4 separate regions of the Homo sapiens genome follow, and regions 2, 3 and 4 are each linked to region 1. The links are chromatin contacts, found by Hi-C or POLR2A ChIA-PET in ENCODE. All regions are on one chromosome and are shown on one strand. The core of a region is the stretch at or near the end of the contact, and the rest is flanking DNA. Distances in the headings are between cores, read along the strand shown. Region 1 has its middle 98 kb from the start of LINC02122. Region 2 has its middle 42 kb from the start of LINC01331. Region 3 overlaps LINC01331 (long intergenic non-protein coding RNA 1331). Region 4 overlaps ARHGEF28 (Rho guanine nucleotide exchange factor 28).

Evidence for each region. Hi-C counts contacts between places; a loop is a spot of excess contacts on that map. ChIA-PET counts read pairs that join two places held with the same protein, here RNA polymerase II (POLR2A). Pooled maps may share reads with other maps.
Region 2: a loop to region 1 is called in a map with no recorded cell type, with 10 times the contacts of the local background. The contact joins two enhancer-like sites. A Hi-C loop is called at or near these places in 17 of 37 single-sample maps with no recorded cell type and 9 of 50 pooled maps. POLR2A ChIA-PET finds 5 or more read pairs at or near these places in 2 of 52 experiments (GM12878 and activated T-cell).
Region 3: a map with no recorded cell type shows a loop between it and region 1 (8-fold over the local background). The contact joins two enhancer-like sites. A Hi-C loop is called at or near these places in 10 of 37 single-sample maps with no recorded cell type and 7 of 50 pooled maps. POLR2A ChIA-PET finds 5 or more read pairs at or near these places in 2 of 52 experiments (activated CD8-positive, alpha-beta T cell and activated T-cell).
Region 4: a loop to region 1 is called in a map of GM12878, with 2.7 times the contacts of the local background. The contact joins two enhancer-like sites. A Hi-C loop is called at or near these places in 3 of 168 maps with a recorded cell type or tissue (GM12878, ascending aorta and chondrocyte), 11 of 37 single-sample maps with no recorded cell type and 10 of 50 pooled maps.

What each region holds. Positions count from the first base shown.
Region 1 is chr5:74,200,140-74,202,839 of GRCh38, forward strand. No RefSeq gene overlaps it. Among named protein-coding and RNA genes, the nearest start is that of LINC02122, 98 kb to the left of the region's middle. RefSeq lists enhancers at 1,480-1,549, 1,570-1,619. Within about 2 kb of position 1,357, at least 10 of the 41 ENCODE cell types and tissues checked have a DNase peak (open chromatin) inside an H3K27ac peak, as active enhancers do.
Region 2 is chr5:74,577,844-74,580,543 of GRCh38, forward strand. No RefSeq gene overlaps it. Among named protein-coding and RNA genes, the nearest start is that of LINC01331, 42 kb to the left of the region's middle. Within about 2 kb of position 1,433, at least 4 of the 41 ENCODE cell types and tissues checked have a DNase peak (open chromatin) inside an H3K27ac peak, as active enhancers do.
Region 3 is chr5:74,489,678-74,492,377 of GRCh38, forward strand. All of the region lies in intron 2 of LINC01331 (long intergenic non-protein coding RNA 1331), which reads right to left. Among named protein-coding and RNA genes, the nearest start is that of LINC01331, 46 kb to the right of the region's middle. RefSeq lists enhancers at 1,036-1,095, 1,686-1,735. Within about 2 kb of position 1,259, at least 3 of the 41 ENCODE cell types and tissues checked have a DNase peak (open chromatin) inside an H3K27ac peak, as active enhancers do.
Region 4 is chr5:73,897,919-73,900,618 of GRCh38, forward strand. ARHGEF28 (Rho guanine nucleotide exchange factor 28) reads left to right here. Exons shown (of 36, transcript NM_001177693.2): 30 at 44-175. Among named protein-coding and RNA genes, the nearest start is that of LINC02122, 200 kb to the right of the region's middle. Within about 2 kb of position 1,398, at least 2 of the 41 ENCODE cell types and tissues checked have a DNase peak (open chromatin) inside an H3K27ac peak, as active enhancers do.

The DNA.
Region 1 (2,700 bases), core at 107-2,606:
TTTCCATAAAAAACATCATTTAGGCTAGGCACGGTGGCTCGTGCCTGTAATCCCAGCACTTTGGGAGACCGAGGCAGGTGGATCACGAGGTCAGGAGATCGAGACCATCCTGGCTAACACGGCGAAACCCCCTCTCTACTAAAAATACAAAAAATTAGCCGGGCGTAGTGACGGGCACCGTAGTCCCAGCTACTGGGGAGGCTGAGGCAGGAGAATTGCGTGAACCTGGAAGGTGGAGCTTGCAGTGAACTGAGATCGCACCACTGCACTCCAGCCTGGGCGACAGAGCGAGACTCCGTCTCAAAAAAAAAAACAAAAAAACAATCATTTAATAATAACAATAGATGCCCTAAGAAATAAAGCAGGGAAGGGCCTGACAATACAGCTGCAACACACAGAATTAGGAGTGATTAGTAGGAACAAAGGAAGGGCCAGTTAATGTTTTGGGCAAACAGGGTGACTTGACAGGTGCAGCATGTGCTCTGTACATACAGTGGTGGCGAGGGTTAAGAGTGGCCTCCACACAGCATCAGGTTTAGTCATGTAAGATGTGCTTCCAGGACTAATTGACATTTGCTATTATATCCTTTGGCAACAGTGCTCCCTTTGTTAATGTCCTTGAAGGAAATAGAAAACCTTCTGGTTTTGATTTTGCTTCATTGACCCTTCTTTGACCTGCATCTGGTCCTGGCAAGGTGGTGTGTATCTCAGATGCACTTTAGAAGTCATGACCTGAGACTAAACTTAATCCTGGTGGAAAGAGGGGAAGGAAAGTCATGCTGCGGGTTTGTGACCTTTATGTCAATGGCTAGGGGGACAGAGGCACCTCAGTGCTACTCTAAACAAAGGGCTCCCTGAGGTCCCATGCATTTGTTCCGTGCCACCGCCTGCTTTGCCCTTGGGAATAAAGCTCTATCCCTATGTTCCTCTGAAGTTCCCCTTTCCATCAGGGATTACCTGACATGCTTTTCCTTGGAGGACAGAAACCCATCTTTGTGGGGGCTCATGCTATAGAGGCTACAACCCTTCAGAGAGCACTTTCCAAAAAGAGAATTCTAGACGGGAGGAGTCCGCTGTATAATCTGCCCCAACACTTGTTTACCTTGACATTTCCTTCTGGGAGATTTCTGCTATTAAAACATGGAGCTTTGTTCCGGGAAAGAGGTCATCTGCTTGCACGGGAACACTTGTCCACGGCGACAGTCAGACAATGTATTCCTCGGATTTTTCTTCTCCCTGCTCGCTCCAAGGCCAGCAAGGGCTGGTTTTCTTGGCTTTTGGCACTGAAGGCAACAAAGCCTGTGGTGTGCTTGCCAGATTCTGCGGCCACAATTGAGCCAAAGCTGTTCTTGAAATGCTCTTTCCACTTGGGCACACGGCCCTCCCACTCCCACTTCCTGTACCCAAGGGAACCTTCTCCTACCACCTGCTCAGCCCAGCCTCTCTTTCCAGCGCCATCTAGCCTGCTCAATGCAGAGGACTTTATCAGGTCATCTCTGACTCATTTCAAATGGTTATTTATACCACCTGCATTTATAATTAACAGCAAAGGGGAGTTCTTCAGGAGTTGAAGTAGCAACCCAAAGCAGATGTTAAAGACCCCAGAGAATAGAGGCTGAGGGCAGCTGACCTAAAAGAATCTCACTGTGTTTAGGAAGAATGAAGTGAGTGAAATGAAGGAGGCTAGGAAAATGAAGACGGCTAGGGAGGAAGCATGAGAGTGGATCCCTATAGCTCTGTGGCTTCAGAAAAAGGAAATGAATCACTTGGATTTGACTACAGATATTGTATATAAGGTGACAAATTCTGAGAGTTTCCTGAATGCAGGGCCATTTGATTCTCATTCTGGGCTCAGCCTCATCTCCCCCATGGGAACCCCAGCCCCAGCAGCCTGTCACCAACCCAGAGGCTCTGAAGACAGTGGCCCTGGGAGAGACAGGACTTCTCTTTTCAAAGTAAACACTGACAAAAACCACTTAAGATGTCCATGGTCAGGAGATGACACTAAGAGTAATTAAAATCAAATTCTGAATCCTCTTCTAGCACTCACATCACAAATCATGGTGCCAGGAAGGGAAATAGACCAAGTAAACAGGCAATGTCAGGGAAAGGCCTGAAAGTAGGCTCTGAAGACAATGTCAGTCTTTAGAGTGATCCAGTCAGGAGGCAGGACAGCGGGGATATTTATACCCCTGCAACAGTAGGTCCTTAGTTGAGGACACCTCCCAGCAAAATGTAAACTTCCAGGTATGTTCCTACTCTGCTAACATATTGGTTCCAGCAGTCATTGATGTCATTTACAGCATGGAAATTCTCTGGCTAAGAGAAACAGAAGCTGGTTGTTGGGATGAGACTAGACAGGTGCTTGCCAATGGTAGAGGGACCCAGGCATGGGTGGAGCACTGACACCAAGAGCTGTCCCAGATGTCCTCAGGTCCAAAGCTCGTGCTTCCCCACTGGCACATGCCCTTGCCACAGACACGGCTAGAAGGCTATAGGCGTTCTGCATTCACAGGCTGCCATCCTGGAGGCAGGGTTGGTGGGGGCAGGGCCTATTTATAATGCCATCTCAGGGGACAAAGAAGGGGCAAAAACCCATTGTTCTTATGCCGCACAGTCACAGAAAGCCTCAACTTTTAAGCTTGTGGGTATAGCAGAGATAAAATTAGAGGATGGAAAGATGTCACCATTCAATTTTAA
Region 2 (2,700 bases), core at 183-2,682, 380 kb after region 1:
TACCTATTCAGTACAGAGGCAATTTTTTTTTTTTCAAATATTTTCCATCCATGTTGGTTGAATCGTTGGCTGCAGAACCCATGAATACAGAGGACCAACTGTACTTCAAATGAAATGATCCATTTTTAATATAAAACAAGCTTTTCAGTGGAAAGTAATAGACCATTAACTAAATCGTATGTCTGGTCCTACCAAACTTCTGCTTGCAAGACATTTAGACTACCTTCACATTTTCTGATTTCCACTTTGCTTTGATACCACGAAAATTTTCTTGCCTGGGAACATATATTATACAAGCGGAAAATCAGTCAAGAGATCATTGAATATTAATTCTCTGTCATTATGTGCCCAACACAGATGCCTTAGGAGTTAAACAGAGGCATGCATATGCTCGACTTAAGACACTGTGTCACCAACCTCCTCCCCTTCTTCATCAGAGGCAAGAGAGAGCCCACAGACAGCAAGCAACCCACCCTTGCCCAGCAGTGACAGGAGCAAGCCCCGTGCCCAGAGACTGCTAAGACCAGCCTTATCATTACAACCTTTTTGGAGAATCTTGCTGAAAGGCTGGGCGCTCTGAAGAGAAGCATGGCATCAGTAAGGGACCAGATTGCCAGTGTTTGCGTCCTGGCCTTGCTGCTTACTAGCTATTCCCCTCAGGCTAGTTTCCAATCTCTCAGCACCTCAGCTTCTTCATCTGTAAAATGGGGATAAACACGGCACCTATTTCATGATGTGATTGTGAAATGTCACTGATTTAATACATGTGAAGCAACTAAAATAGTGCCTAAGTTATAGGAAATGCTTATTATTATTATTATTTGAAAATTACACTACTCAACAATTATACAAAAAAAAAAATCTGTTTTTCCCCTAATCTCTCTAAACAAAGGCACTAAAACTCAAAGAGTTAGTAACAGAGAGAAATAGAACTTTGGTGGTCACAGAAACACTCAACATGGTAGCCACAATCCTAAAACTATGTGTAACAGAAGTAAACCCAGATAGAAATAGCCTTCTTAAGGCAGAGTTCTACAAAGGGGATCCCCGGATTTTCATGCTCTGAGCCCTGATACTGACTTTCAACATCTTGGCGTGTCTACCAAATCAGGTACCTCAATACGACATTACCTAAGAGTTCCTTAACTCACAACCCTGTGAGGACAACAAAAGATACTGTTAGAACAACAAAAAAAAAACGCTCTCCATGAGAATTATGCACAGTTTACTTTGCATGGGTACCATGTATGTGTGCATTTTAAATAAACATAAAGTGTGTATAACTGCTTTTGATCTCAGTTTTAATTTCTCTTTAGCACAAAACCAGTCATAATTTCTTCCCTTGTGATAAACAGGATTGATCAAGATGTGGAGCCTCATTTGTGTTTCCCCAGTTGTTCAGACGATGCCTCTCAGTGTGCACCGCCGGCTTCCGGGCCCTTGTTTCCAACCACAAGTAGTCCTTAGTCTTTGTGGCTTGCTAACCCCAGGAATGACAGCACAGTGTTATCGCTTGTACTCCCAGTAACCACTCTCTCTCTGTCTTACTGTATTGTCCAGCAAATGGAAGGTGTGGCAGCTAAACCCCTTTTTAGTCAGAAAGAACCACTTCCTGCTTAAAGTGAGAGCTAAAAGTGAATCTCTCGTTGTACAAAAATATGGATCCGGGCTGGGCACAGTGGCCCACGCCTATAATCCCAGCACTTTGGGAGGCCAAGGCGGGCAGATCACTTGAGGTCAGGAGTTTGAGGCCAGCCTAACCAACATGGTAAAACCCCATCTGTACTAAAAATACAAAAATTAGCCGGGCATGGTGGCAGGCACCTGTCATCCCAGCTACTCAGGAGTCTGAGGCAGGAGAATCACTTGAACCTGGGAGGCGGAGGTTGCAGTGAGTTGAGATCGCTCCACTGCCCTCCAGCCAGGGCAACAGAGCAATACTCCGTCTCAAATTTATATATATATGCCATGATGCTTTCTCTGAAACTTGAAGATTCTTCTGGCCACAGGAGCAGAAAGTCACTGTTTGATTTTGGGGGGCGCAATATTGTACGAGGGGCTTTCATTTCAGGCAAAGTCTCTCCCAACTTTTTCCTTTCCATGCTTACTGAAAAAAGAAAACCACTCCTAGATACTTGCTCCAGATTCTCTGCTGGAACCAGGCCATGCCCAAGCTCTCCAAAGAGCCTCTGTGAAGCCCCGGCTTTCCAGTTTTGAGGACCCTCGATCTTGAGGTGGTCTTCCTACCCTCAGATTTGGCTAATGTGGGAGGCGAGTTGAGGAATTTTATTTAAAAGCAATATTACTGTTGAACCTTGACTACTAGTCATGAACAAGTTTGCCACTAAAAACAGCAACACTGGAGCCCCACCCTCAAGCTTGAGGCCCCAAGCCACATGGCCTGCTCATCCCCTATTTCTCATGTAGGATCTGTGTTTGTTCCCACACAAATAATTCCCCAGAAGCCTGTGTAGCAGAAATGTGGATAACGTAGTAGTTCTTCACATTTGGGGGAACATAAAGGTATTTAAAGGAATAGACCTATTCTCTAGAAAAAGTATACATCACAAAATTTGCATGAAATTTTGAAAAGCTTTGCACCCATCACCTCCACAGCCCTCTTGGACTTTAAGAGATCTGTGGGACCTGAACCACAGATGGAAGTCAGGGTGAAGGATATACGGAAAGTGTTTACTTCCC
Region 3 (2,700 bases), core at 9-2,508, 290 kb after region 1:
CACATTTCTCAGAATGTATCCCCATCATTAAGCAATGCATAACCATACTTAGAAGTGAAATAACTAAGTCATAGAGGATTTACTGGGTATCGCCAATTTGCTCTACAAAGGAATAGTGCAAAATCTGCCTTCTACCAACAATGAATATGAGTTTCTATTTACCTAGATCCTTGACAAACACTTGGTGTTAGCAGGCCTTTTGAAGTTTGTCTGTCTGGTGGATACGAAATGGTGTCTTACTGGTGTGTTCATTTGCATTTCCTTGGTCGTTCATGAGGTTGAGCGTCTTTGCAGTTGTTGTTCACCATTTGCCCTTCCTCTCTATGGAACTGCCCCTTTATACTTTTTCCCATTTTTAAAATTGTTGGTGTGAAATCACTCATATATTTTTGATACCTATTGTTTGTTGAATTTTAGAAATGGAAAAATTTCCCAGTCTGAGTTTTATTTTAAGTTCTATTTACAGTGCTTTGTCATGCAGAAGTTTACTAATTTTTATGTAGTCAGGTGTATAAATCTTCTTTGTTATATGTTCCTTATGTTTCATTTAAGAAATTCCTTTCTGTTCCAATGTCTTCAAATGTTAATCTTCCCTCTTTTTTCTCTAAAAGTTTCTAAGTTGTGATTTTCATATTTAGCTCTCCAATCCACTTGAACCTTATTTTTATACTGGTGAAAGGTATACTCTTTTTGGGTGGGGAGCAATATGGTTAGATAATTGTCTATGTTGATTTGTAACGCCTCCTCTGTTACAGATAAAGTTTAATGTAAATGTAAATGTAAATTTTTTTAATGGAGAAAAAACTTTGCCTAAAGTTTATCCTAGAGGCATAGATATGGGAACAAAGTTAATATGCTACAGGATAAGTAATAAATAATATGAGTTGCTGTGTTGCCGTGATACAATAGCCAAGATATGCGTCAGCAAAGCCAGAAAATGTCTGTTTGAAAGAAAAAAAAATTCAGCTACATGAGTATTTGACATGTAATTTTTTGATGATGCTGAGACAAAATTTGAGCAAAAGCTTTGTAAAAAAAAAAAAAAAAAAAAAGAACCTTCCTCCCACCCCCTGCCAAAACAAGAGATAAAGGAAAGCAAGGTGATCTCTTTAAAAACAAGTGGGGAATCACTGGACAGCTCTCTGTGTTAGTAATAGCAGACATGCAGCAAAAGCATAATCCATGAACCTGACATTGGCTACCCAAACAGAGAAGCAGAAAATCCAGTCGGGCAGACCTGGGCCGTGGCAGGCACTGAAGACTAATGGTGCTGCATGAATGGGCAGAGCTGGTGCCCCATCTGTGTGAAATCAAGAGGGAGTTTCAATTTGGCTTATTTCAGAGAGCTCAATAGGAAGTGAAAATAACAGGCCGTAATGGTCTCATGAAGAATAAAGCACCCCTATATTTCACACCACTACTGAGTTTTGCTAACATATTAGATTGAACTATATGAAATTGTCATTTCTGAAGTTAGAAAAAGAAGGTTGACTATCTTCACTTTCATATAGCTCAACCTAATATAAGAGAAGGATAGTGCTACGTTACATATTTGGGCGTCTCTTGCTCAAAAATGAGTCAATATAATGAAATTCTCCACTCAGATTCAAGGAGGGCACTCACTGGTGTGGGAATTACGGACTCTTCTCCCATATCGTTAGCAGACTGGCAACCCTGGAAGTCGAGTTTTCTCAGGCTAAAGGAGAGAAGTCCTCTGACTCAGAGACTTGGTGACTTCCCTCACCAACCCATCAGGATAACGGTATCAAGAGCATACTTCTAGGTGTTCCTTTGTCTAAAAATCTCCTCCAATGACATGAATAATGCTTTTCTCAGCAATGGCATCCTGTTCTGCTCACTCACACTCTGCAGTTAGATCACCCAGAAAATGAGATAAAACTACTGAAATCAATTAAAAGCATCTGATACACCAGACAAAGCCTCTTGGGTTGTTCAGAAAGAATCAGCAGAGCCAATGATTTCCTCCCATGACATCCAGTGAGAGCACTCTCTACAATAATGTTCTCTAGTCCAGCTCTTCCTGCTATTTCATACCAAACTTGGGGCTCAAGAGTCATATTAGTTCATCTTTCCAGCTGCCAGATGGGCAGTCAGCTTACACTTGGTCACTTTCCAGCTTCTCTAAATATATGTGTTTCTGATGTTATGCAGAATTTCTCATTCTGACACTAGGAAATCAGATTCTATTAGTGTATCAAGGAAATGTGAAGGGACCCAATGGGCTGTGAATCTCTCTGACCAAAATCCTAAAGTACATACATTAGATTAACTACAATCACTTTCAGATTTTCTTGTCTCTCTTTGTTCCCCATATTTTCAACACTTTCTCAGGCTGCTCCCTTAGGATCACAGATAATTAAATAAGAATACCCTAAATGAAAGAAATTGAATTGGAAGCTTTTAGAATTCTCTTCTCATCATCTAATTACATGAATAACATGTATGGGCAGCCTGACTCCTAGCTAATTCCCTCTCTGAATTTTTAGCTCTCATACAATTTGAACAGCAAATCCTAAAACCACAGGGTGGGTATTTTCCACTGCTTTGGTGACATACTTTTTTTTTCAAATTTTCCTGAAGTACACTTTGCCAGAAGACTGCCTTGAGGCTACCCCTGGTCCAGAGAATCTTCAAAAACCACATTGAAACAATTGTTGTTGCTCTTATCCTCTTCAGCAT
Region 4 (2,700 bases), core at 148-2,647, 300 kb before region 1:
TATCTTTGTTTTTTAGATTTATTTTTGTTTTTCTCCATCTTAGCTGAGAGCCTACAAGTTGCAGTGAAGGCCTCACAGATGGGCGCCGTGAGTCAATCATGTGAGGACAGTTGTGGAGACTCTGTCTTGGCGGACACACTCAGTTCTCATGATGTACCAGGATCACCGACTGCCTGTAAGTGAAAATGCAGGCCTTGGCAATGAGCCTGAGCACAGTCCCTGGAGCTTACAGTGGTCACGTAAAGTAAAGGCAATGACTGTCTCTGGTTGAAGGGGACTTGATATATTTTTTTAAATTAGAAAAAAACTGAGAATAAATATGCTAGCCTAAATGAATATCATAGGCATATAATAATGACACTGGGGTTTCAAGTATGAGGATCTAAAGAGTAGTTGGTGGGTTATACTGCTCTGTTTGCCGGCCAAATATCGGACCTTCCCCAACCCCTACCCTGCCTCATTTTTGATATGATTTATTCATTACAGTTTTGAAAGAACTTTTTAACTTTTCAGGTTTTTTAAAAAAGGAGTCCCTGCGGTCAATTACAGAACAAGCCCTTAAACCTAATCTCATGTGCATCAACTGAGAAAACAACTCAGAAAACCAGAAATATACACACGGCTCCCTCCGTCTCCCTCCTTTCTCTCTCCCTCTCTCTTTCTCTCTCTCTCACACACACGAAGTTTGGTGGTATGGTTAAAGCAGAAGTGCCAGAAAATTCTTGATCTGTGCCATCCTACACTTTAGTTCATGTCAGAATTCATTTATGAAAACATTGTTTCAAAACATTTTAAATATAAAAAAAAATAGAATGTAGAGATTTGGTTTAGGTAATTTCCCCGAACCTAGCTATCCTGTTATATGTATAGTTGTAGGCTACTTAGTTCCATAAAGGTTTCTAAGATAAGAGCATAAAGAGTATACTTTTCATCCTGTGCAGGTGGTAACAACCTTACTTCCACAAGGTCTTATGTGCGTAAGATAAAATGGATAAAATGTCTTCAGTAGTTAGAGATCAGAAGATTAAATTGAACTCAAGATTGGAAGATTAAATTGAACTCAGAACTTCTTTAACAACATCCCTTGATTAATTAAGATATATAGATGCAGTATAGCTTTTTAATTCTATACTTCTTTTTTTTTTCTTTTTTAAACATCAGCACCACTAATTATCTTCCTCTCTCAAGTTCTGCTTTATCTAATCCTGAGTTTCTAGTTTCAGAATGCGCACGTATGTTTTTCATTTTGACACAGCCCAGATTCATCAGGGGAGTTGTACTGCCCTGGGTGATTTCCTTTTAAAAGAAGAACCTCATTATGCCATTGAGGAGTCTCTGTCTAAAAATACGTGCAGGGATCTGCTGAGGGATCTGCTGCTCTCAGCCTCGCCCCAGGGACAGCTGGAGAGGCTCCCCTCTGCAGCTGCCCGAGCCCGCGGTCGTGCCTTCCCTCCCTTCAGGCCAGGCAGTGAAGGTCTCCTTGTCTGTATCCACATCTCTCATGACTGGGGAGAGTTTCAAAGGGACACCCGTGGCATTTGCCAGAACCATTGAGAGGCTCTTTAGAGGGGTCTGATGTCGGGATTCAGGTAGAGGAAGTACCGAAGCTGGCTGGTGGGGTCCTGTACCCCAAGGCCTCTTCAGTTCTGGGTCAGACTGGAACATGGTGCTATGAGAGTTTGATTCTCTTTATAAAGTTGTTCAAGGCACAAGGCTAGTTCTAAATGAAGGTCTACAACTGTGACTGAATGGGTCGGTTCTGCAAATGACTTGGAGAACTGGGCTCTTCTTCATCAGGCTTATGTCAGCCTGAGGTTATAAGCCAAGCAGACAGCTCTATTTTCAGTCTTCAGTATACATGATGAGTATCTTCTACTTCTAGGAAAGTTCTGTTCACTGGAGACCCTCTGGCCCACCCTGAAATTGGATACAGGGACAGGGACCTGATCTGTGTTTTATTCTTCTGCCTTGTCATCAGCTTCTTTCCCATTTGATTTTCCTAATTTCTATGAGGGAGTGAGAAACAGAGTGGTGAATTCTTTAGTGATGCCTTTGGCCACTCTTTAAGAGTTAGGAATAGCACCCAATAGTAGAACCATTTTTCAAATGACAGAGAAACCTATAAAATGTCCCTCATTGTAAGTGAATAAGTGCTGATCAGCTTGAACAAAATGGACTTGTTTTTAGCTGATCTCATCTGAAGCCGTTTCCGTTTAGACAAAAACTTCTTTGTATTAGAAGAGGTCTTTGAAATCCTAGAGGACTCTCATTTTCCAAAGACATAAGTATTTTTATTAAAGAAAAAAGCATTTCCTATATTGGAAATAAAGTTTTAAAAAGACACAATAAAAATTATACAAACAAACAGTGTCATAAAGTGAATATCGATTTTGTCAGGGTCTGGATTGGACATGGTTCTAATAAAACACTGTTTTGGGCTTTGAAAATTCTAGTTTTAATCAGTGCAAGGTGGGCACAGTTTAAGTTTTAACTGAGTTCACATGGGTAAAGAAATAAAATCCTGCCAACAGAGATTTAATGGATGAAGTGAAATCTGTATTTGGTACTTAAAAATATTTCGGGACTAGTTTCTATGTTTTCATAGTTTAAATACATAGTATTTGTAAATCTAAAGCATAACAAGAAATGTGAGAAAAACAACACATTTAGAAATTGTTAAAAAATAAGTTATTCAGAGAT